Regions from separate parts of the Mus musculus genome. Here region 1 is linked to region 2. Evidence: chromatin loops called from intact Hi-C (ENCODE). Cell type or tissue: heart. All regions are shown on one strand. Region 1 has its middle 4.0 kb from the start of Gm39896. Region 2 has its middle 22 kb from the start of Gm39895.

Region 1 (2,500 bases), 60 kb before region 2:
AAATAAAATAAAGTCAAATAAAAATATAATTCTTTATTTTTAAAAGCAGTTTTATGTTGACTACATTAAAATTAAAAATTTCTCCTTTTCAAAAGACATCAGGAAGAACCAAGTACCAGAGAGAAGACAATTATGATATTGACATATGAATGAAAAACATTGTATCCAGAGTACATGAGGGTGGATAAGCCGATAAAAAAGGGCACATGCTGATCTCACAGAGCTCTGTTCCCAGCACCCACTCTGAGCCACCACAACCACCTGTAACCACCTCCAGGGGTCACACACACACACACACACACACACACAGAGAGAGAGAGAGACAGAGAGAGAGAGAGAGAGAGTTTAAAATAAATGAACAAAACAAAAAACCAACCTGGGCTAAAGTGTCAAAGAGGTACTTCCTAAAGTAAAAATCCAAGTGGCTGATAAACAGAGCAGTGGCTCTCAATCTGTGGTCAGATATCAGATATCCTGAATATCAGATATTTATATGGCAATACAACAGAAGCAAAATAATAGTTGTGAAGTAACAACAAAATAATTTTAAGGTTGGGGCGTGGGTCCCAGCACTGGGACAGGTGAGAATCGCTTAGTAATGAGGATTTACAAGCACCAGAATAGACATCGCTGATGGAGCTGCTGAAGCTCAAAGCCTGGCCGTGTTGCTGAGAACGCAGAGGGGCCGGCATGTTCTTCTGCTGCTGCTGGGAACACATAAAGCCGGAGCCATCACCTTGAGAAATCGACAGTGTCTGCTAACTGTGGCTGGTGCACGCCCACAGTGCAGTACCACTCCCAAACACACATTCTAAGTCCAGCCCCGGAAAAAACATTTCTGTAAAATTTGAAGTGAATTTTAGGCTTGGGGTGGGGGGGATGTGGGGTCTCTGCTCAGCTCTGCTTAACATTAAGTCATTCATTGACAATGCATTAAAAACACACACACACACACACACAAAACAATTGACGTGGCTTTTACTGTGCCACTTAAGTTTTATTTATTGACACAGAAATTTGAATTTCATCTAATTTTCATGTGTCATGAAATATTGTTCTTTGGGTTTCTTCCCAACCATTTAAAACTGTTTTTAAAATAAAACAAAGCCCAGTGCTGGGACTGGGGAAATGACTTGGCAAATAGGAGCCCTTGCTGTGCTTGCCTGACAATGCCTGAGAACCAGAGATCAAATCCCCAGAGCTTCAAGCGCTGGGTGTGGTCATGAATATATCTGTAGCCCTAGCACTGTGGGGTCAGTGAATGGAGACGGGAGGATCACTGGGGTTGCTGGCCACCTGCCTAACTCCAGGTTCAGTGAGAGACTGTGATGAAAGGGAGTGAGGCAGAGTGATATACCTCTATGAGCCTCTATGGGCATATACCACACCCACCCATCTCTCTCTCTCTCTCTCTCTCTCTCTCTCTCTCTCTCTCACACACACACACACACACACACACACACACATCTCTCTCACACACACAGACACACACACAGAGAAACATGCGTGCACACAGACAGAGAGACACAGACAGAAAGCAGTTGTTCTAGGCAATAGTCAACCTGGAGCAGTTCCCTGGTAGAGTACTTATCTGGCATGTATAGTCCCGGTCCTGATAAAGGAAAAGAGAAAGCATCCTTTGCTCTTGGACCATCTAAGGGCAGGTCGTGGCCAGGGCTGGCCTGCAGGCCACAGTCTGGAGCGCTGCCTGATCCGAGGAAGCAGAAGAGCCTTTATGGCCAAATAATTTGTTGGAAATGAAACTTGTAGATTCCAGTCTGGACTGCCTATGTCAGACTCTCTAGGGAGAGAGGCCACGGGTCTGCTTTCCAGCGAGCTGACTAGCACAGAGATAAAGAGATCCATACACACGCACACCCAGAGGTTCATAGGAGTATTATTTGTAATAAACCCCACACTGAAACTACTTCCAAGTCCAGGAATAGTCAAGTGTGCAAAAGCAGTGAAATAAATAAGCAGAAGGATATTTGAAAACAGAGATGAACGAAATGGAGCATCATGCAATGTATTGTAAAGATAATACTGAGTACTCCGTGGTTCTGTACAATATAAAACTCAAAAGCAGAGGAACTAAACTTTATCACATACTAAAAGTTACCTTCGTTAACTTAGGATTCCTATTCTTTGAAGGTGAAAAAGATTGGCTGTGGGGCGGCACACTGGCACTTCTAGAGGGCTCCCAATGCCCTGCTTCTGACCCTTGTGATCCTTGTGCATGTGTTCATCAAGTGTACACTTATGTTTCCTGTTCTCTCTCTCTCTCTCTCTCTCTCTCTCTCTCTCTCTCTCTCTCTCTCTGTCTGTCTTTCTCTCTCTCACTATGTGTGTGTTTCACAATAAAAAATTTTAAAAGAAAAACAACTGCCAGGAGGAACCACATTCAGCAAGAACCCTGCATGTAGAACCTGCCAGATCCACTTCACACCTTCACTTCCTGCTTGGCCGATTCCCCATAGCCCACCCAACTGCAAGTTCGAAT
Region 2 (2,500 bases):
AGGAGAGCCAGGACTACATAGAGAAATATGTCTCAAAAGCAAGCAAACAAACAACAACAACAACAAAAATATCAACACAAAATGGTGAACTTTAAAAAAAATCATTATTTACAATTGTATTCTGTAGTAGAGGTGATTTGAAGTACAAAGTACACAGAGGACATGCACTGGTTATATAGAAACGCTATGCCTCTCTACATAAAGACCTGAGTATAAGCCAGGCGTGGTGGCACACGCATTTAATCCCAGCACTCGGGAGGCAGAGGTAGGCGGATTTCTGAGTTCGAGGCCAGCCTGGTCTGTAAAGTGAGTTCCAGGACAGCCAGGGCTATACAGAGAAACCCTGTCTCGAAAAACCAGAAAACACCAAAATCCAAAAACCAAAAACCAAACAAAAACAAACAAACAAACAAAAAAGACCTGAGTATACATGAGTATATCCAGCAAGTACTAGAACCAACCACCCATGAAAACACAAGGGCATGCAATTTATTTAGCAGATCGTTAACCAAGAAGGGAGCCCTGGTGTTCTATCAGGTCCAGCTAAAGAAATGACTAGCAAGATGACACATCTGTCACCATGCCTGAGAATGTGAGTTCAATCCCAGGAGCCAACATGCTATACAGAGAGAACCAACTCCCTCGAGTGTCTTCTGGCCTTCATACATGTGCTGTGACACATTTGTTCATGCACATGCCTGTACACACCACACACACACACACACACACACACACACACACACACACACACACCTGGAACGTTGCTGATAAAGGCTAACAGCATTTTTTTTTTCTTGGCTTACTGATTTATCAAAAATCCTGCCTGTGCCTGGACACCCAGTGCATGAGGATGTGCAATTACAGAGCTAGCAGCTGTGTGTGTCCCCATCCCTGCCCGCACCTCTGATGCTGCCGGTCTCAGTGTCTCCCTTGCCTTCAGGCTCTTGGCTCAGGCTTTGGGATCTCAGGAGATGACAAACCAGCATCGCCACCTGGAGGACAGCACGAGAATCAGGGTAAGAAAAGACTGTCAGGGGCTCCAGACAAACTAACTCAGCTGTTTTGTGCACTTGTGCTGTGCTAATGAGACTGAGTTCACAGGCTCATCCCCAGAGGGACCAATTAGCACGACACTGAGAGGCACCCTTTGGAGCACAGCCTCGGTCGCTACCCTTGGCCCCCAAGTCACATTTGTGTGTGGCTGTTGGTCAGGAAGTGGCTTCGTCAATCTAAACTTACTTTTCATAATTTCTAATAAGCCCAGTTGTAAAGCCGTGTGGGAACAACACAGTGATGAAGAGCTGTCCCCTACTCCTAAGAGCCATGAGCCTGCAACAATGTTTCCTCAAATGAGCCCAAGACACTAGCAGGAGCCGTGAGGATAAATGGTTCCACAGTGCCAAATTAGCTCAGAGAACATTGATCTAATCAACGTGAGGGGATTCTTTTCAGGAGAGCGCCTCAGAGCCATCTGCCTGCTGATGGAGGCTGTTCATTTTCTGAGATGTTGTGTGTCATGCTTCCCAAGTCTAGCAGGCACAGGCAATCCCTCCTCCCACTCCACCCTCCAATTTAAAAAAAAAAATGGTTTGAAGTAATTTTAAGTAATAAATGATCTGACCCAGGGTGTGGCTACTTCTACAAGAATATGTATTTTAAGAGACAGTTTGTCCACAGAGAAAGGATCACAGTTTAATGCCAAGATTACTTTTTAAAAATAGATTGTAACATGATGTCCTATTAAAAAGATAGAACACTTGAGAAGGAAGAAAAAAAACACTCAAAAAGGCACCAAAATATTAGTAGTATTGACCTGTTGGAGTGGCTGTTATATCTCTATGTGTTCTTCAGGGTTTCCTCAGTGAGCATTTATACAAAGTTTAAAGCAATGGGGCTGGAAAGATGACTCTATAGATAAGAGCACTTGCTGCTCCTGCCGAGGTCCCAGGTGCAATGCCCAGCACCCATGTGACAGCTCAAGTGTCTGTGACTCCAGTTCAAGGGGATTCGTCTCCCTCTTCTGGCTCCCGAGAGCACCAGGAGTGCATGTGGTACATAGACATACAAGCAGGCAAAACACCCATCCGCAGAACATAAAGATACGTCATGAGGCTCGGTGCACACACTGTTAATCTCAGAACTCGGAGGGCAGAGGCAGGTTGATGTTTGAGGCCAGCCTGGTCTGTATACCAAGTCCCAAGACATCCAGGACTACAGAGTCAGACCCCATCTCAAAAACAAAGTAGTAATAATAACAATAATAATAATAACAACAACAATAATAATAACCACAGGGGTTGGAGAGATAGATGGCTCTTAGGTACAAGCACTTGTTGCCTCCTCAGAGTTACTGGGTTCAGTTCTCAGCACCCTTGAGGTGTCTCACAACCATTCCTAAATCCAGTTCCAGAAGATCTGATGTCCTCTTCTGACCTCTCTTGGCACCAAACATGCATACAGTGTACATACAAACATACGTGCAGGCAAAATAATCAAACAC

Evidence for each region. Hi-C counts contacts between places; a loop is a spot of excess contacts. Peaks named below come from ENCODE experiments on the same cell type or tissue, not always from the same donor. Only the 100,000 strongest peaks of a DNase experiment are listed, where the experiment ranks them.
Region 1: it touches region 2 in a loop (1.9-fold over the local background); 2 of 42 quality-filtered maps call a loop at or near these places.

What each region holds. Positions count from the first base shown.
Region 1 is chr2:103,930,946-103,933,445 of GRCm38, reverse strand. No RefSeq gene overlaps it. Among named protein-coding and RNA genes, the nearest start is that of Gm39896, 4.0 kb to the left of the region's middle. In heart, no CTCF peak of the experiment used is centred here; DNase peaks (open chromatin) are centred at 1,215 and 1,665.
Region 2 is chr2:103,870,622-103,873,121 of GRCm38, reverse strand. No RefSeq gene overlaps it. Among named protein-coding and RNA genes, the nearest start is that of Gm39895, 22 kb to the left of the region's middle. In heart, a CTCF peak has its summit at 1,001 (motif pointing left); a DNase peak (open chromatin) is centred at 981.